Regions from separate parts of the Homo sapiens genome. Here region 1 is linked to region 2. The links are chromatin loops, found by intact Hi-C in ENCODE. Cell type or tissue: psoas muscle. All regions are shown on one strand. Links, peaks and the distances in the headings refer to the core of each region. The heading gives the core; the rest is flanking DNA. Region 1 overlaps PPP1R37 (protein phosphatase 1 regulatory subunit 37). Region 2 has its middle 7.0 kb from the start of CCDC61.

Evidence for each region. Hi-C counts contacts between places; a loop is a spot of excess contacts. Peaks named below come from ENCODE experiments on the same cell type or tissue, not always from the same donor. Only the 100,000 strongest peaks of a DNase experiment are listed, where the experiment ranks them.
Region 1: it touches region 2 in a loop (7-fold over the local background); 1 of 110 quality-filtered maps calls a loop at or near these places.

The regions. Positions count from the first base shown.
Region 1 is chr19:45,094,972-45,105,310 of GRCh38, forward strand. The region is part of intron 1 of PPP1R37 (protein phosphatase 1 regulatory subunit 37); the gene reads left to right. Among named protein-coding and RNA genes, the nearest start is that of PPP1R37, 7.0 kb to the left of the region's middle. RefSeq lists enhancers at 2,577-3,165, 3,166-3,755, 4,934-5,521, 10,234-10,339. In psoas muscle, for the core only: no CTCF peak of the experiment used is centred there; DNase peaks (open chromatin) are centred at 4,704 and 5,040; H3K4me3 peaks cover 1,630 bases; H3K27ac peaks cover 2,500 bases.
Region 2 is chr19:45,983,306-45,993,644 of GRCh38, forward strand. No RefSeq gene overlaps it. Among named protein-coding and RNA genes, the nearest start is that of CCDC61, 7.0 kb to the right of the region's middle. In psoas muscle, for the core only: no CTCF peak of the experiment used is centred there; a DNase peak (open chromatin) is centred at 7,286; H3K27me3 peaks cover 755 bases.

The DNA of each region.
Region 1 (10,339 bases), core at 3,931-6,430, 890 kb before region 2:
TCTGTCAGTTCTCCTGGGGTGGAGCCCATGAAGTGAGGGATCAGACTGGCTGTGGTGGCCGTGGTTCTGTAGAAGCTGATCTGCCGGCCCTGGGCAAGGGGAGAAACTATTGCCAGTCTGTGGACAATGGAGGAATTGGTGGCTTTGATGTGAGGGTGGGAAACATGGTAACTGGAAACTGAACACACAGGGAGTCCATCATGAATGACAGTTTGGCTACTTATTATAATTTTTTAGACGGAGTCTCCCTCTGTCGCCCAGGCCAATTCTCCTGCCTCAGCCTCCTCAGTATCTGGGATTACAGGCACCTGTCATCACACCTGGCTAAAAATGTTTGTATTTTTAGTAGAGTTGGGGGTTTCACCATGTTGGCCAGGCTGGTCTCGAACTCCCGACCTCAGGTGATCTGCCCACTTAAGCCTTCCAAAGTGCTGGGATTACCGGCATGAGCCACCGTGCCCGGCTGGCTAGTTATTCTTAAAGAGGCAGTGGTTAAATTAAGACTTTTGGGCCGGACGCCATGGTTCATGCCTGCAACCCCAGCACTTTGTCAGGCCAAGGTGGGCAGATCACCTGAGCCCAGGAGTTCAAGACCAGCTTGGGCAACAAGGTGAAACCGCGTCTCTGCAAAATATACGAAAATTAGCCAGGTGTGGTGGTGCACGCCTGTAGTCCCAGCAACTCAGGAGGCTGAAGTGGGAGGATCATTTGAGCCCAGGAGGTCGATAGTGCAGTGAACTGTGATTGCGCCACTGAACTCCAGCTTGGGTGACAGAGACCCGGTCTTAAAAAAAAAAAAAAAAAAAAGAGTTTTGGCACTAGGAGCCAGCCAAGTCCTTGGGCTCTAGGCCCCAGGGATAGGTGGTTAGTTTGGGACCCGGGCACAGTCAGAATGCCCCCTGGCTATTGCGTGATATCCAGTCCAGAGCAGGAAGGGGAAAGACCTGGAGAGGCAGAGCAGGGTGTTTCAAGAGCAGAGGCTCCAGGTCAGATCCTTTGAGACCTCGGGCTGGTTACCTAACTCCTGAGCCTCAGTCTTCCCATCTGTGAAGTAGGTGGCAATACTCTTGCCACGGAATTTAGGAGAGGACTGGATGAAGTCACATATGGAAAGGAATTGGCCAGGGTGAGTGTTCTCGATGGCAGTCATTGTTATTAAGACAGTGTTGGTCATCTTGGGCTGGTGTGGAGGAGTTCATGCATGGGGTGGGGCCTGGATGTGGCTGCTTCAGAGGCTTCCAGGAGAGGGGAGAGATGGCAGTCAATGCGTGGGCCTGGAGTGAGGTGCGAGGGGGAAGATGGTCAGTTTGTGGGCTGAAGGGTCAGGGGTGAGGGCAGCAAGAGAGTCTGGCACAGATTGGGCTTTGGGGGGTAAAGTTTCTGGTCTGCAGATTCCCAGAACAGGTTTGGCTTTCATTCAGTAAGCCACTTTTCCTCTCCAAGCCTCTGTTTCTTTCTCTGCAAATGGAGGTGCTAATTTTTACCATGGGGTAGTTGTGAAGATGAAGTAAGATAGTCCTCATAAATTTCTGCCACATAAATAGCAGCTGTCATCCAGGCAGATTTGTTTTTTGTTTGTTTGTTTGTTTTCACGTGCAGTCTTGAAGAGGCAGTGAAAGAACTGGAGAGGCAGAAGGCTATCTGTCAAGAAAAGAGGGGCAGTTGGAGCCTGGCTGGGAGGAGTTTAGAGGAGGGGTGCCGGTTGGTCTGTCCTGGGTAAGGGGTAGAGTGGGTAACACTCTCCAGGCTGGGGGAGTCTCTCATTCCAGCGGTTGAGAGAGGGGCAGTAAGGTCTGGTTGGGACTCACACTCTCGAGGAGTCCGTGCGTCTGAGCTGCAGAGGTGATGACATGGACTGGACTGGAAGAATTGGTCCATCCTGTTTGGGAAGAGGGCTTGAGGAGTTGGCTTGGCAGTGAGGAGTTGGATGATCTTGGGCCTGGGCAGGGGAGGGGTCATTGGTGAAGTTGGTGAGTTTGGACAAAGGGATTTGCAGGACAGAAAACCCAAGGGCCTGGGAACAGCAAGGAGCAGGGGTTAGGCTCCATGCTGGGGAGGACGATGGAGTGGTTCACTGGCCATGGGGCTGTGGGAGGTGGAGGGTTCGCCAGGGTGAAGAGGAATCGTGGTACAGAAAGTGGGTCTAAGGGGAGGCCCAAGTGAGAGGCCCAGAGGGTCTGGGGCTGGAGGACTGCAGGGAGGGGTTGCTTGGTCTTGGAACAGAGGTAGGAGATTTGTTGGCATCAATCTCATAAGCTGTGGGGAGGGACAGGGGGTGTCATTTGAGCTGTGGATCTAGTGGAAGGGTGGCGTGACCCCAAGGCCAAGGGGTAACAGAAGAGCTGACAGGTCTGAAGGGGGGAGACTCAGTTATCCGGAAGCTGTTGTGCCGTGCTAGAGATGGAGCGCTGCCTAGGCCAGGGGATGGAGGAGCGCCCCTGGGTGAGGAGGAAGCAGCACTGGGGGCACCCCAGTGCAGGGGTCTCCTTCAGCAGAGCCTCACCCCTGGGGCTACAGTGGTGGCCCAGCTGGGTGGGAGCTGTGGGGGGTGTCTACCTGAGGGTGAGCGCTCCCTCAGGCCCTGCAGGGGCCCAGGGTTTGGGGATTCCTGGAGATGAGGTGATCTGGAGGAGGGGGATTGTGAGGGAGGGTCTCGAGCCTGCCCAGGCTTATCCGGATTCCCATCTCCCACAGTGGGGTTCCGCCTGCTGGGGCTGCTGTTTCCTCATTACGTGAATGGCCATCTGATGTTCTTCTGTTGTGTGCTTGTTTTCTTGGTGGTGGTCTCTCTCCCGCGCTGGAATGGGAGAGCAGAGGCCGAAGTCCATCCTCTTCTCCGCTTTCCTCAAGGACACTCAGTTGTTGAATGAGCGCCTGTGGGCCCGTGAGGCCTGGTGGTGTCTGAGAGCCACCTAGCAGAGTGACATGTAGCTGAATGTCAGGGGCCTGAGCAGCCTGGCGTGGGGATGCCAGTGGGGCAGCAGTGTGCTCTGTGGCCTCTGGCAAGCATGGGTTCTTGCAGAGCATTGTGTTTCCTCACCTGTGAAACAGGGCCAGTGATCCCTGCCCTGCAGACCACCAGGATGTCAGAGGATAGGGTGAACCTGCTGGGGGCAGGTCTCCTCAGCAAGCCACAGCCAGGTGTGTGTAGATGGGCAGGGAAGCTCGGGGAGGAGGCAGGCTGGGAATCGTGAGTGAAAGAGGCCGCTTCAGCACTGCCAGGCTGGGCACGTGGGTGCCCGTGGGGAGCGAGCTAGCCGGCTGCACTGCACCCCATCATGTTGTGGCAGACCCTTCAGCTCTTCTGAAGGCCAAGGCCAGACTTACACAAGGAACCCATCAGGCCAAACTGCAGGAATGACCTGAGGCTCGGCTGGTCTCCTCAGTCCCAGCTGAACTCTGTGGGGTTGGAAAGATAGGCATGTGAGAGGGACTTGTGATGAGAGCACATGACACCAGCCACAGTCCGGGAGACTCATCTCCCCTCCTCCAGTCCTGCCGGTGACTCACTCCCTGCTCCCTGACCATCAGTCCTCCAGTGTGTGTGCGTTGGGGGTTTGCCCACTAGGAAGCTACTTGCATGAAGTCAAGGTGTCTGCAGGGCAGGGTGAGGGGGCCCAAGCATGCTACCATCTCTGGCCACCTGAGCTTTGGAAGGCAGCGGGAGGGGTGGGGGCAGGGTGTTCTTAAATGCGGATCTTAGGGCATGGAAATGCCATACTGTTGGCTATTGAAACCCGTGCTGCAGATTCAGTCCTAAAAGCAGGCTGGACAGGTAGACATGCATCTGTCAGTGGTGGAAAGAGGCCCCAGGTTAGAGAATCGGCTTGCTTCAGCATTCGTGGTGGAGCTGCTGGGGAGTAGGGAACAGGGTCGAGGCGGGTGCTTTGATGCATCTGCTCAGATTTCCGTCTGGGCCCAGCTCCACCTCCTGCTGCTGGAGTTGGCAAGTAGACCCTGCCACTGAGCAGCCACGTGACTTTGGCGATTGTTCTCTCTGCCTCGATTTTTCTGTGTCTAAAATGCAGCAGTATGTCCTCATAGGGTGATTGGGAGGATTAAGTGAGATAACACAGTGCCTGATCCATAGTAAATGCCCAGCAAATGCCTCCCTTGTTATTCCTGTCATCACCACTCCTCTGCCCCCACCTATAGCCCTAACATTTTGTTTCTGTTTCCTGCCCGTGTTGTGTATTTGTACTCCTCTTTCCCCTATAGTGTCCCACGTCAGCGTCCCTGCTTTCCCTCAGAGGCCCACTCCTCCAGGCTGGGTGCCCCAGCAGTCCCTGACCTCCAGGCCTGACTCTGTCTCTGCCAAGCTGTGTGACCGTGGACAATTTGTCCAATCTCTCTGAGCTAAAACTAAATCAGCCTGTCTCAGCCCACTAGTAGAAGAGGCAGCAGGGGTACCAAGATTCCACACTGGCCATGTTAGTTCCAGCTTCTGCCTACTCTGGCTGATGACTTTGGACAAGTTGCAGCTCCTCCCTGAGCCTGAGTCTCCTCTGGAGCGGGGGCTCCACCACCCCAGCCCCCTGCCCTGTTGGAGCATGATCAGGTTAGTGGTGGTATTGTGCTGGTGCCTGTCCTCTGCCCTCCCAGGCCCTTTGCACACTGTGACTCGCCGCTCTCCGTGCCTGTACATGCAGTTGGGCCGCCTGATTCTTTGTGCCTGTGATTATCTGTGCTCGCATCTATTTCCCCCTTCAAGGGCAAAGACTGTGTATGAGTCACCTCTGTGACCCTAGTCTAGCACACAGGAGGGCTCGGGCACGGGACACATGTCCGAAGGACTGGGGTGTTTTCCTGGGATCAAACACCCCATGGTGGGATTTACAGGAAACTTTTTTTGTGGTAGTTAATCCAGTTGGTGCCAGGACGAGGACTCTTTCTCAGGGACCTACAGACAGGCTTTAGCACCCATTCTGACTCCCGGAAGAGCACGCGAAGCTGGCCCCCAGCTGGCACTCGGTAACCAGCCTTCAGTGCGTCAGCGGGAGTGCGTGTGCACTTGTTTCTGGGAGCGAGTACTGGGGCTCTGCGAACCTTCACAGGCATCCGACTCCAAGAGGATTAAGAACCGTGGGGCCAAATGCCCTGTGTTGGACGGACTGCAGCTGGAGCAGTCACTGAGCACGGAGGCCAGAAACCTGTTTTTACAAAAGCTCCCCAGGTGGTTCTGACAACCTCGCTTGGCTGTCTGTGTGCTTTGCTCCGCCATCCATCACTCAGTCCCAAGCCTGCCTTCAGACCTCAGTTCAGGGGTGGCTGGCATTGACCTCAAAGCCTTTTTTGGAGCAAATTAACAGGTGAGCATTGAAATACTGCAGAAATTCAAGCTGAGCCGGCCACCTGCTGCAGTAGGGCATGGGGGCAGGTGGGTTAAATTCTTGCCTTCTGGCTGACCTTAGTCATCACCAGTCATTGCCTTCCATGTGCCTGTACCAGGCACTGGTCTCAGTGCCTTTTGTGTATTATCGCATTTAGATATCACAGCCACCCCAGGAGGTAGGTGCCGTTTGCCCCAATTTGTAGATGAGGAAATGGAGCCCATAGAGGTAAAGTAATTTTCCTGAGGTCACACAGTGGGTAAGTGGTGGAGCTGGGATTCAAATCCAGGCAGCCAGCCTGGCGCCGAAGCCTGCGCAGTAATAACCCCTGTGCGGCGGCTGAGTGCTTGGACGCATTCGGTGCAACGTGCCATACGGTCTCTTCATCTATAACCCAGAATCGTTTATAAAATAGAGGCAACAGTGCTGGCTTTGCGGTGTTGTGGCAGGGAGGAGAAACAGAAACAGGTGGGGTAAGGGCCCAGCCTTGGTGGGCACGCAGGAGGGGGTCACTGTGGTTCGTGGACAGCTTGAGTCCCTGGAGATTTGTGCTGCTCCTCTGTCCTCAGCATTGCCTGCTGTTCTGACCCTTGGCCTCTGGGACGTGTTCTTCCTGTGCTACTCAGTGTCTGGTATGTGATAGGCGCTCAATATATTCTTGCTGCGTGAGTGACTTGGTGACCCCGTAACCAGTCATGCATTCAGCATGGTGTGGCCGTGCCACGTGTTACGAGTCAGGGCAGAAGACAGGCCCAGTCCATGCTTCTGTGGGGGTCACAGTCAAGTGAGGGAGACACACAGTAAAGAATTCTCAGCAAACCAGGCTTCTGAGGACTCAGATTAGGGAGGGTCCACAGGGTGTGCAGGAGGGCAGGGCAGAGGCAGCTTCCTAGAAAGGACGTCACCAAGGAAATCCAGCAGTAAGCCAGGTGAGGAGCAGTGGGAGGAGTGCACCAGGGGTGGAAGGCAGAGAGAACCAGCCTGGTATGTCTGAAGAACAGAAAAAAGCCAGACTTAGTTGAGGTAGAGGCAGGCTGGTCAGAGGTGAGGCTGGAGGAGGCAGGAGAGACTGCTGTGTGGGGCCTTATGGGCTGTGCTAGCAGGGAGCCCCAGAGGGCTTAAGAAGGGGCCTGGGCTGGGCATGGGGGGCTCACGCCTGTCATCCCAGCACTTCAGGAGCTCCAGGCGGGAAGATCACTTAAGCCCAGGAGTTTAAGACCAGCCTTGGCAACATGACGAGACCTTGTCTCTACAAAAAATACAAAAATCAGCCGGGCATGGTGGCATGTGCCTATAGTCCCAGCTACTCAGGAGGCTGAGGTGGAAGGATCACTTGAGTCCAGGAGGTCGAGGCTTTAGTGAGCTGTGATCACACCACTGCCCTCCAGCCTATGTGACAGAGTGAGACCCTGTCTCAAAAGAAAAAGGAGGGGCATGGTGGGTGTTTTTAACAGAATCCTGTGTGGAGGTGACATGAATAGGGTGAGACTGAGACAGGGAGGCCAGGGAGGGGCCGTGAGCCAGGAGCCCGGAGGCTGTAGGCTTGGCGTAGCCTCATATTGGCTGATAGCTGACACTTGACTTCATTGACTTCTTCATCAGATTCCTCTGAGTCCTCCCCTCCACCAGCAGGTTTGCCGATGCCACTGTTTCCCATAGCACCTCTGAGGTGACTGTTATTCCCCTTCCCTTCTCTCCTTGGATCTGAGTCCCTTCCCTCGTGCTCCCCCAGCCAGCGTGTCCTTGGCCTGCTTGGGACATCCTGCCCCTGCATGGGCTGTGGGAGGCGTGTGGGCTGTGAAGTCCGGTGACCTCTCCAGTGACTTCACCTCCACAGTCCCTTCAGGTCTCACAGTACCCAGATCCAGAAAACTCTACAGACCATCCCAAACCCCTCTGGTGGCTTAGCGCAATATCGGTGTCTGATCAGTCTTATAAAATCCAGAAAATTCTGATTCTAAAACACGTCTGGCCCAAGGGTTCCAGGAGGAGACTCTGGAGCCCGCAGCGGGCCTCGTTCCATGTTTGTGAAATGGCAGTAACCTGAGAGGCAGCACGGGAGCCCCCTGGGTGCCAGTCCCAGCTCTGCCCTTGGGCAAATCACCCAGCTTCTTTGCCTCAGTGTCCCCATTTGTATGGGGATTGAGGATTAAATTAGCCTCTACTTGGAAAGCAGCTGGAACAGTAGCTGGCTGTTGCAGGCGCTCATGAGGACATGGGAAAGTTGAGTGAGGTGGTCACTGCCTTGAACTTGACTGGTTCCTGCCTCCCCCGGCTGTAAGGGTTAGGCAGGTGGGGCTAGATGACCAGCGGGTAGGATCATCTGCCTGAGTGTGATTTCGGCTCCTCCACACTTGGGCTGTGTGGCCTTGGGCAAGTCCCTTGACCTCCCTGGACCACTTTCCCCATTTGTGAAGCCATTTTGCCAGATGAGGACTCTCTCAAAGTTTTTAGACTCTCTGGGAAGACCAGAGAGCCAGGCCTGGGGCCCACGCCAGCAGGAGCACACCCTGCATCAAGTGTGGAGCTGATGCCGCTCCTGTTACATAGCCGCCACAGCACCTCCAGGGCTGAGCCCACGTCAGGCTCCTGGGCTGGAGCCACACAGGAGGCTGGGGTCTGCTGTTTCAGCTAAGAGGAGGTGGGAGATGTGGAGGGGCTTCCCTAATTGCAAGAAGGTGGTTCAGAGGCTGGGTGCCAAAAGGAATTCGAGAGATCCGTCATGCTTGGCTATGTTTCGTACATTAAGTAGGAAGGTCCATGAAGGCAGGACCCATCTTTGTCTTGGCTCACCTGTGTCCCCAGCACCCTCCATGGTGCCTGGCCCTCCGCAGGGTCTCACACTGGATGAATTGGTGGTGGATGGAGGTACACAGTAGGCACTCAGAAGTTGTTCTCACCCCTTCCCTTCCTCTAGGCAGCTGGTACTGAGCGGTTGCCTCAAGGTGGGGGTGGAGGTTTGGAAGTGTCTGCTGACATCCGCACAGCTCATGTGACTTGCCCAGCGCCCATCTCACTTCGCAGCGGAAGCCTGGGTCGGGAGCCCTGCAGTCGGATGCTCCCCTCAGGGCTGGTTGGGTTCCAGCTGGGAATGTGTTCCCTGGTTAGGTGGGCGGGCTCCTCTAGCAAGCTGGCGCTTGGGACCCGCCGGGGTCGGACTCGTGTGCCACCTTCACACCCACCCCTCCCTCTCTCCACGGTCTCCGAGGCTCTCACCAGCTGCTGTCAGCGATGTAGTGGAGAACTGCTCGCGTCCTGTGCAGTCTTCCCTTTTGCAAAGCAAAGCACTGTCACAGCTGAACTCGCTTGGTTCCCCAGGACAACAGGGAGGGAGGGTGGGAGAGTGGGGCTGCCAAAAGGTGAAAGCGAGCCGCAGGGAAGTGACTCTCTGCAGGGGTCATGCCTCCTGGTGGTGGTGATGGAGGTGATGGTACTCAAAGCTCCCATTTATGGAGCGCTTAACAGGGCTAAGCTCTTTACATGCATCGTTAATCTTGGAGGAGGAAACAGGCTCACAGAGGTGCCAAGGCCACACAGGTAGTAGAGGAGGAGCTGAGTTATAGCCCGGCAGCTTGAATGGTTCTGATCCTCTGTCCTGTTTCAGAAAGCCCCCAGGGCTCCACTGTAACTACAGGACAAAGTCCACACCCGTGGGCCTGGTGTGGGAGGCCTTTCCCACAGAACGCCCAGCCTCCTAGACACAGGCGCCTCTGCCTAGCACGCCCCTCGCTAGTCCCCTGCCCTTCCTGACCAATTCCCGTTACCCCTCCCACGCCTAGACGCAGGCGCCTTTGCCCAGCACACCCCTCGATAGTCCCCTGCCCTTCCTGACCAACTCCCCCTCCCGTGCTGCCTTCTGGGCAAGGCCTTCTCTAATCCCCGGACAAAGCTCTGCTCCGCTCGTCTGGGTTCCCATGGCGCCTCCTCGCTCTGTTGTTATTTGTTCGGGCCCATCTCCCCTCCCTGGACCAGTGCTGCAGAGGGCTGCATCCTGTCCATCTGGCTCCTGGGAGGGGTGGAACCACTGAACGCCTCCAGGAACCTTAAGGACTCCGGGCAAAGTGGGGTTGCTTATGAGCACCCAGGCCGGGTGCCGCAAAGCCTTTGTAACCCAGGCACTGGGGCTCAGGACAGTCAGGGAGCATGGGGTGTGGGGAAGGAAGATTTCGTTCACTGAGTCCTTTTTTCCTGCATTCATTCCTTCATTCCTTGCCAACCAGCGCCTGTTTTGCCTCCACTTTGCTGTCCCTGCCATGCCAGGTGGAGGGGCCTCCCAATGGCTCTCCTGCTCCCTCTCCAACCCGCTCCCCACCTAGCAGCCACAGCATTCTTGAAAAAGCAGACTTTGCTATTCCTGTTTCACATCACACTTGTGACCTCCCTGCTGCCTTTCCCTCTGATCTAGTGTCCCTGCAACAGGTTAGGAAGCCCAGGTATAACCTGGCTCTTGCCACCATCGCCGGCCACGACCGAGATCACCTTGCCATGCTCTTGCTGGGTTCAAGCCATCGTGGCTTCCTTTCAGTCCTAGAACACGCAGGCAGCTCCCCACATCCTGTCCTGGAAGACCGGCCCCACCTACGCACACAGGTGGCTCTCACTAATCTTTCAGGTGCCAGCAAACCCTTCCTTCCTGGCCCTCCTAATGGGCTCCCCGTCAGGTGGCCAGCGATCTGCTTATCTGCGGGCCTGCTGATACTCTTGCCCTGGACTGGAAGCATCACTAGGCAGTGGTGGGTTGGGTTTGGTGCCACTGTATTCCCCAGTGCCCCAGACCACGTGGCACTGGGCCTGGCTCTGGGCAGGAGCGCAATATGGCAGGTGGAGAAGGAAGTGGCATGCAATGCTGGGTCTTAGTCCTTGCCATGAGCAGCTCAGACAGTCCCTACCCTAGCATAGTCCCTGGTCCAGAAAAGGAAGTGGGCAGAGAGGAGGAGGAGCTTTAGGGAGGGGAGTACAAAGCCTGCCTCTGGTATCCCCCCGCCAGCCTGGTGAGAATGGCAGCGCAG
Region 2 (10,339 bases), core at 5,808-8,307:
TCTTATGTGCTTAATTTTTGGCCTTCCAATCTTTCTATTCTTTTATCAAGATCCCTGTGTATCCTTGCAGTTAGTTTTGCTGTATGTGGGTGTGTGTGGTGTTTTTTTTTTTTTTTTTTTTTGAGATGGAGTCTCGCTCTGTCGCCCAGGCTGGAGTGCAGTGGCGCGATCTTGGCTCACTGCAAGCTCCACCTCCTGGGTTCATGCCATCCTCCCGCCTCAGGCTCCCTAGTAGCTGGGACGACAGGCGCCCGCCACCACGCCCAGCTAATTTTTTGTATTTTTAGTAGAGATGGGGTTTCACCATTTACAGGATGGTCTCGATCTTCTGACCTCATGATCCACCCTCCTCGGCCCCCCAAAGTGCTGGGATTACAGGCGTGAGCCACCGTGCCCGGCGCTGTATGTGTGTTTTAAATTTGTAGAGTCGTTGTTAAGCTACAAACCTCATTCTCTTTCTTTCTTTCTTCTTTTTGAGAGCTCTCTGGGTGGCTATGCTTATTTCTAGCTGGAGATGAGTGCCAGAGTCTGCCCCGGTTCAAGTTCCATCCTCACTGCTTATTGGATGAATGACCTTGGGCAAGTTACTTAACCTCTCTGGGCTTCAGTTTCTCCATTTGTAAGATGAAAGTTGTTAAATAATGGTCACTTTCTCATAGGATTGTTGCAAGCTGGTTTTTTGTTTGTTTTTTAGAGATGGAATATTGCTCTGTCACCCAGGTTGGAATGCAGTGGTGCCATCATAGCTCACTGCAGCTTCAAACTCTGGTACTTATTTGGTCTTGAAACCCACTGGGAAACAGTAGAACAGTGAGTTTTGCAAAGGCAGGAACAAGGAATTGAGTAGAGGGTAACTCCTTATGCTGGAAGGTCCTGGGCTCCAGCGATCCTCCTGGCTTGACTTGCTAAAGTGCAAGCTGATATCCTTTTTTTTTTTTTTTCTGAGATGGAGTCTTGCTCTGTCGCCCAGGCTGGAGTGCAGTGGCACGATCTCGGCTGACTGCAACCTCTGCTTCCTGGGTTCAAGCAATTATCCTGCCTCAGCCTTCCAAGGAGCTGGGATTACAGGCATGCGCCACCACGCCCCGCTAATTTTTGTATTTTTAGTAGAGACGGGGTTTCACCATGTTGGCCAGGCTGGTCTTGAACTCCTGACCTCGTGATCCAACCACCTCGGTCTCCCAAAGTGCTGGGATTACAGGCATCAGTCACCGCTCCCAGCCCAAGCTGATATCTTAAAGCATTCAGCATTGGGCATTTACTGAGCAATACACTGATGTTAGTTTCTCCCTCTTTTACATTGCTGTGTAGTATTCCACTGTGTATTCCATATTCTACTTCTCCAACCCTAATGATGGACATCTACTTCTTTCCAACTCCTTGCTGCCTAAATTGCACTCCAATGGACATCCTCATACAAATCTCATTTAAGGGCCTGTTGGACAGTGTGATAATTGGGTCATCAGGCATCCTCACATTTAATTTCTTAAAGTATTGCTGGATTGTTCGCCAGAAGGGATGCACCTCTTTGGCCTCCTACCATCCATGGCAAATGATCCATTCTTGCATATATTCCTCCAGAACTTGATGTTCTTAGACTGTCTAATTTTTGCCAATCTGTTGGATGTCAGAGAATGAATGTATTGCTTTGATACTTTTTTTCCTTTTTTTTTTTTTTTTTTTGAGACGGAGTCTCACTCTATTGCCCTGGCTGGAGTGCAGTGGTGGGATCTCGGCTCACTGCAAACTCTGCCTCCCGGTTTCACGCCATTCTCCTGCCTCAGCCTCCCGAGTAGCTGGGACTACAGGCGCCCGCCACCGTGCCCGGCTAATTTTTTGTAGTTTTAGTAGAGACGGGGTTTCACCGTGTTAGCCAGGATGATCTCGATCTCCTGACCTCATGATCCGCCCGCCTTGGCCTCCCAAAATGCTGGGATTACAGGCGTGAGCCACCGCGCCCAGCCCTTTCTTTTTTTTAAGACGGAGTCTCGCTCTGTCACCCTGGCTGGAGTGCAGTGGTGTGCTCTCAGCTCACTGCAATCTCTGCTTCCTGGGTTCATGTGATTCTCCTACCTCAGCCTCCCAGGTAGCTGGGGTAGCCACGCCTAGCTAATGTTTTTGTATTTTTAGTAGAGATGGGGCTTCACCAGGTTGGCCAGGCTGATCTCGATCTCCTGACCTCAAGTGATCCATGCGCCTCGGCCTCCTGAAGTGCTGGGATTACAGGCCTGAGCCACAGCGCCCGGCCTTGATACTTTCTTATGTAGATCAGCTTAGCTTCTTCAGGTTTCCTCGGTCTTCATCTCTACCCAGAGTTACCACAAACTAATGTGTGTGTGTATATAAGGCTTTCAATATGAACCCTTCAATATTATATATGTACATTATATATATATCCACATACACACACACACATATGTATATATACACACACATATATATATATATAATAGTTTGGAGACAGGGTCTCGCTCTGTTGCCGAGGCTGGAGTGCAGTGGTGCAATCTCAGCTCACGGCAGCCTCAACCTCCTTGGCTCAAGTAATCCTCTCAACTCAGCCTCCTGAGTAGCTGGGACCACAGGCATGGGCCACCACACTTGTCTAATTTTTGTATTTTTTGTAGAGTCGGGGTTTCGTCATGTTGCCCAGGCTGGTCTCAAACTCCTGAGCTCATGCAATGCACCTACCTTGGCCTCCCAAAGTGTTGGGATTACAGGCCTGAGCCACCATGCCTGGGCCAAACACTTTAATATTTTAATTGCTGTCACAGTAGAAAAGGAATCATAATAGCACATCCCTTCTAAACTGTTATGACGATTCAGTGAATGATAATAGCCACGGTTTATTATGTGTTTACTACACGGCGTGTGCTGTGCTAAACTCTGTATACATTTACTCACTTATTTCCTCTAAAAGCTCTGGGAGGTCCCTGCTGCTGCTATCGCCCCCATTTTATAGAGGAGAAAACTGACACATGAAGAAGTTGACTGCAAGAAGCAGAGCTGGAATTGAAATCCAGGCAGACAGGCTAACTGACCATCTCACTGCCTCTCAATGAGCCTATGCAGGAAAAACACACAGGGCTTCACAAATATTCTGTATCATCCCACCTGTGATACTCAGGCAGGGCAGTCCAGAAGGGCTTGGGGAACGTTTGCTGATTGCCTCTGCAAATTTCTTTTTTCGAGACGAGGGCTTGCTCTGTTGCCCAGGCTGGAGTGCAGTGTGGCACGCATAATCATAGCTCACTGCAGCCTCAACCTCCCCGGTTCAAAACATCCTCTTGCAGCAGCCTCCTGAGTAGCTGGGACTACAGGCACACACCACCACACCCAGCTAATTTTTTTTATTTTTAGTAGAGATAGGGTCTCACTATGTTGCCCAGGCTGGTCTTGAACTCCTGGGCTCAAGTGATCTGACTGCCTCAGCCTCTCAAAGTGCTGGAATTACAGGCATGAACCACTGCACCTCCTCCACAAATTTCATAATGGGTTGAGCTATTGGGACATTTTCCGAGCATAATAATAATTGCATGTTGCATTTGGGAGAAAAACATCATTTTAGAGCGTATAAAACCTGAAAGGGACCTCAGTGGGTTGTTACCGCATCTGTAAAAGGTTCGGGTAAGACTCATGGTCCCTCTCCTTTCCAGAGCCCCTCTGTTTACCACATCAAAGCATTTATAACCATAATCATCACAGCCAGATTCTTTATTTATTTATTTATTTTGAGACAGCGTTTTGCTCTGTCGCCCAGGCTATAGTACAGTGGTGCAATCTTGGCTCGCTGCAACCTCTGCCTCCAGGGTTCCAGCGATGCTCCTGCTTCAGCCTCCCAAGTAGCTGGGACTACAGGTGTGCACCACCATGTCCATCTAATTTTTGTATTTTCAGTAGAGACAGGGTTTTGCAATATTGGCCAGGCTGGACTCAAACTCCTGACCTCAAGTGGTCCTCCCAAAGTGTTGGGATTAAAGGCATGAGCCACCATGCCCGGCCAACAGGCAGGTTTTTATGAGAATCCCCAAGAGCAGCACTTCTGCAGGGTACACGGCTGTCACCCAGCTCTTTCCTACTCTGCACCTGCATCTGCTGAACGTGGCCGGAGAAAAACACATAATACAGTGGTGAGACTGAGCTCACCACAATTTCACGATTACTCACCTGGGGGCTGGGGACTGCCTGCCAACCTCAGTCCTGTCTATTCACTCTCCCACCCTCCTGGGAATCTATTTCCTACCTGTGGTTCCCTCCTCCAACCTTGCCCACCTCCTCTCCATCCTCACCCTCACCCTTGACCCTGTTCTTAGTTCCTGGAGAGAAGAGAAGCCATCAGGAAACTTCCTCAGATTTTCTTGTTTTTTTTTTGGTTTTGTTTTGTTTTTTGTTTTTTGTTTTTAATGGAGTCTTGCTTTATCTCCCAGGCTGGAGTGCAGTGGTGCAATCTCGGCTTACTGCAACCTCCGCCTCCCGGCTTCAAGTGATTCTCCTGCCTTGGCCTGCTAAGTAGCTGGGACTACAAGTGCATGCCACCACACCCAGCTAATTCTTGTATTTTTTTTTTTTTTTTTTTTTTTTAGTAGAGACGGGGTTTTACCATGTTGATCAGGATGGTCTTGATCTCCTGACCTTTGATCCACCAACCTCGGCCTCCCAAAGTGCTGGGATTACAGGCATGAGCACCGCACCCGGCCCTTACGCAGGTTTTCAACACATCTACCCACCTACCTGTGACTATTGTTTTCCTCTCTCCTGTTAACTGCAGAAACACTCTCAGCCAAGGCCAACTTCTACATGTGTACACTTGGTCCCCTTCTCTCTCGCCTACTCAGGGACATCAGTCAAGCAAGCCTCTGCTTTCTCTCCTGCACCATCAATTCTCCGGTATCTCCTCGAGCATTCTCATTGGCATCAAAGCACATTCTAATACAAACCTGCTTTTTCTTTTTCTTTCTTTCTTTCTTTCTTTCTTTCTTTCTTTCTTTCTTTCTTACTTTCTTTCTTTCTTTCTTTCTTTCTTTCTTTCTTTCTTTCTTTCTTTCTTTCTTTCTCTCTTTCTCTCTCTCTTTCTTTCTTTCTTTTTTTCTTTGAGATGGAATCTTGTACTGTTGCCTGGGCTGGAATGCAGTGGTGCGATCTCAGCTTACTGAAACCTCCACCTCCTGGGTTCATGCGATTCTCCTGCCTCAGCCTCCCGAGTAGCTAGGATTACAGACACACACCACCATGCCTGGCTAATTTTATTATTATTATTATTATTAGTAGTAGTAGTAGTATTTCTATTTGTATTTTTAGTAGAGACGGGGTTTCACTATGTTGGCCAGGCTGGTCTCGAACTCCTGACTTTGTGATCTGCCTGCCTCAGCCTCCCAAAGTGCTAGGATTACAGGCGTGAGCCACCACGCTGGGCCTCTGCTTTTTAAACTCCGTGTCTGACTCTAGCTTCAATGTTCTGCTGCTCTTTATAATACAATCCTCAGAGACTGGGCATGGTGGCTCATGCCTGTAATTTCAGCACTTTGGGAAGCCAAGACGGGTACATCACTTGAGGCCAGGAGTTCAAGACCAGCCTGGCCAACATGGGCAAAACCCCATCTCTACTAAAAATACAAAGATTAGCTGGGCGTGGTGGCCGGCACCTGTAATCCCAACTACTCGGGAGGCTGAGGCAGGAGGATTGCTTGAACCCGGGTGGTGGAGGTTGCAGTGAACCGAGATCGTGCCACTGCACTCCAGCCTGGGCAACCAAGTGAGACTCTGTCTCAAAAAATAACATAATAAAATAAAATAAAACAACACAATCCTCAGAGGTATTTGTACTCATCTTGTGTCTCTGATTCCTTTTCCTCCCAAATCTGTGACTTTGCCAAATCAGCTGTTTTTTTTTTTTTTTTTTCTCAGGCTGGTCCTGAACTCCTGGGGCCAACTGATCCTCCTGCCTCAGCCTCGTGAGTAGCCGAGACTACAGGCATGTGCTACCATGTCTGGCTATTTTTAAAATGTTTTGTAGAGACAGAGTCTCCCTATGTTTCCCAGGCTGGTCTCGAACTCCTAGGCTCAAGTGATCCTCCCTCCTCAGCCTCCCAAATAGCTGGAATGGCAGGTGCAAGCCACTGTGCCCAGCTCCAAATCAGCTCTTGGTGATGTTACCAATGACCCCTATGTGGCTCAGTCCCGTTGTCCAGTGGCCTGTCCTCATATTACTTGAGCTCCCTCCTTGTTGACAGTCATGCCTTCCTCCTTGGTTTATTTTCTCCCTCAGGTTCCAGGACACTCCACTCTCAAGACTTCCCTTCTGGCCCATTGGCTCCTCTGCAGTCTTGCCCGTCCTTGGAGTCTTTAAACATTGGAGGGCTGTAGGGCTCAGTTCTGGATTCTCTTCTCCTTTCTCTCTTCACTCACTCTTTTGGTGATGGACTCCCACATCAATCAGTCTAGGTTGGATCTTATCCCTGAACTCAGACTCATATTCACCTGTCCTCTCAATATTTCCACTGGGAAGTCTACTGGGTACCTCAACACTTCCAAAACCAAATTTCTGATTCACATTCTCCTCCTGTCTCCCTATACCTGCAATTCACCTAATCTCAATACGTGGAAACCTCATCTTGGCATCTTTTCAGATCAAAAACCTTAGAGTTGGCCGGGCGCGGTGGCTCACGCCTATAATTCCAGCACTTTGGGAGGCTGAGGCGGGTGGAACACCTATGGTCAGGAGTTCAAGACCAGCCTGGCCAACATGGTGAAACCCTATTTCTACTAAAAATGCAAAAAATTAGCCAGGCGTGGTGGCGGGTACCTGTAATCCCAGCTACTCGGGAGGCAGAGGCAGGAGAATCGCTTGAACCCGGGAGGCGGAGGTTGCAGTGAGCCGAGGTCGCGCCACTGCACTCCAGGACCCTTAGAATCATTTTTGACTCCTCTCTTTCTCTTCCTCCCGACACTCAATCCATCAGCAGATTCTGTCAGCTCTACCTTCAGAATAGATTCTAACCACTTCTCACCACCTCCGCCATCACCACCCTCGTGGAAGCCACCATCACCTCTCATTCTAATGATTTTTTAATCTGTTGCTTAAATTCTTTTTTTATTGAGGTGAAATTCACATTAACAGAAAATTAACCATTTTAAAGTGAGCAATTCAGTGGCATTTAGTACGTTCATAATGTTGTGCAATCATCACCTCCATCTAGTTCCAAAACATTTCATCACCCCCCAAAGGAGACCTCACACCCATTAAACAGTGATTACCCATTCGCTCCTTCCCCCAGCCTCTGGCACCACAACACTATTTTCTGTCTCTGTGGACTTGCCTCTTCTGGACACTTCATATAAATGGAATCATACACTATGTGACCTTTTGTGTTTGTCTTCTTTCACTTAGCATCATGTTTTCAAGGTTTATTATCCATGTTGTAGCATCTATCAGCACTTCATTTCTTTTCTCTTTTTCTTTTGTTTTTGAGATGGAGTCTTGCTCTGTTGCCCAGGCTCGAGTGCAGTAGCGCGATATTGGCTTGCCGCAACCTCCGCCTCCCGGGTTCAAGCAATTCTCCTGCCTCAGCCTCCTGAGTAGCTGGGATTACAGGCATGCGCCTCCATGCCTGGCTAATTTTGTATTTTTAGTAGAGACTAATATGGTTTTGCCATGTTGGCCACGCTGGTCTCGAACGTCTGACCTCAGGTGATCCGCCTGCCCCGGCCTCCCAAAGTGCTGAGATTACAGGCATGCCACTGCACCTGGCCTTATCTGCTCATAGATTTATGGACATTTGGGTTGTTTCCACCTTTTAGCTATTGTGAATAATGCTGTTATGAACATCCATGTACAAGTATTTGAATACCAGTTTTTAATTCCCAGGTATACACCTAGGAGTGTAATTGCTGGGTCATGTGTTAATTCTGTTTAACTTTCTGAGAAACTGGCTGTTTTCCATGTCCACATTATTTTAACAGCCTAAGTTTTTTAATTTAAATTTTTATTTTTAGAGATCGGTTCTCACAGGCTGGAGTGCAGTGTCGAACTCCTGTCCTCAAACAATCCACCTGCCTCAACCTCCCGAGTAGCTAACAGCCTATTCTTAATGCAGCCACCATAATGATCATTGAAGACATGAATGAGTAGGCCAGGCGGTGGGGCTCACCCCTGTAATCCTAGTACTTTGGGAGGCTGAGGCGGGTGGATTGCTTGAACTCAGGCGTTCCAGACCAGCCTGGGTAACATGGCGAAACCTCGTCTCTACTAACAATACAAAAGTTAGCCAGGTGTGGTGGTGCATGCCTGTAATCCTGCTACTCGCGGGGTTGAGGCAGGAGGATTGCTTGAAACAGGGAGGCTGAGGTTTCAGTAAGCCGAGATGGAGCCACTGCACTCCAGCCTGGGTGACAAAGTGAGACCCTGATTCAAAAAAAAAACAAAAAAAGACATGAGTAAAATTATGTCCTCTCTGCCTAATACCTTCGATGGCTCCCACCTCACTCAGAGTAAAACAAAAGGCCTCACAAGGGCCGACAAGGCCTTATATAACCTGGTCTCAGGCATCCTCCCAGACATCATCTTCTGTCACACTCCACACACTCAATATTGATGTCTTTGCTGTTTCTTAGAAACACCAGGCATGTTCCCACTACAGGGCCTTTGTACTCACTGTCTCATCTTCTTGCAATGGTCCACCTTGGTACCCTCAAGGCTGGCTTGGCCAGGAGCGGTGGCTCACGCCTGTAATCCCATCACTTTGGGAGCCCGAGGCGGGTGGATCACATGAGCTCAGGAGTTCGAGAGCAGCCTGGCCAACATGGTGAAACCCCATCTCTACTGAAAATACAAAAATTAGCCAGGCATGGTGGCATGTGCCTGTAATCCCAGCTACTTGGGAGGCTGAGGCAGGAGAATTGCTTGAACCCAGGAGGTGGAGGTTGCAGTAAGCTGAGATCACGCCATTGCACCTCCAGTCTGGGCCACAGAGCGAGACTCCATCTCAAAAATAAATAAATAAATAAATAAAAATAAAAATAAAAAAAATAAATAGGCTGGGTGTGGTGGCTCACACCTGTAATTCCAGCACTTTGGGAGGCTGAGATAGGTGGATCACTTGAGGTCAGGAGTTCAAGACCAGCCTGGCCAACACGGTGAAACCCCATCTCTACTAAAAATACAAAAAAATTAGCCAGGCCTGGTGGCAGGCACCTGTAATCCCAGCTACTCAGGAGGCTGAGGCAGGAGAATTGCTTGACTTTGGGAGGTGGAGGGTGCAGTGAGTCAGGCGCCACTGCACTCCAGCCTGGGCGACAGAGTGAGGCTCTCTCTCCAAAATAAATAAATGAATAAATAAATTCCTGGCTCAGTCACTTGCTTCAGGTCTCTGCTCTAAATCAGCTTTTCTGAGACATCTTCCCACCCCTCTAACCCCCAGTTCCATCCACTTCACTCTGCTTTATTTTCTCTGTAGCACTTATCACCCCGGACCTGGACATTTCTTTCTTTCTTTTTTTTTTTTTTCTTTTTTTTGAGATGGAGTCTCGCTCTGTGGCCCAGTCTGGAGTGTAGTGGCCTGATCTCAGCTCACTGCAACCTCTGCCTTCCGGGTTCAAGCGATTCTCCTGCCTCAGCCTCCCAAGCAGCTGGGATTACGGGCATGCACCGCCATGCCCAACTAAGTTTTGTAGTTTTAGTAGAGACAGAATTTTGCCATGTTGGCCAGGCTGGTCTTGAACTCCTGACCTCAGGTGATCCGCCTGCCTTGGCCTCCCAAAGTGCTGGGATTACAGGCGTGAGCCACCGCGCCTGGCCTATTTCTTTACTATATGTTATTATTTGCCTTCCTTTCACTAGGGTATGAGCTTTTCCTGTTTGTTACCAGATGTTTCTACCTCCAGCACCCAGAAAAGTGCCTGGAACATAGCAGGTGCTCAATAAATGGCCTGACAAGTGAGTGAAGAAATAAGTGAAGCAATGAATTGAACTCCACTTACAGATGAAGAAAGTGAAGTTCCCAGAAGAGGCATGACTTGTGGGAGGTCTCACAGCTGGCAAGGGAAAGCCTTCAGATTCTAATCCATGTTTCCTTTTTTTTTAATTGTTATTTATTTATTAATTATTTTCTTAGAGACAGAGTCTTGCTCTGTCACTCAAGCTGGAGTGCAGGCATTTATGGGATTTAGCTGAGGGGAAGGTGAAGTGAGAATACATTTAGATTGGGTTTACAGGGATATTTTTATGTGGTTCATAGATACTTCTCGGATACTTAAACCACCTAATTAGTTGTCATGGCGTAGAAATGGCTTCCCGGAATGCTTCTGTTGTGTAAGTTACTAACTCACTAGATGCGAGGCCACAGCC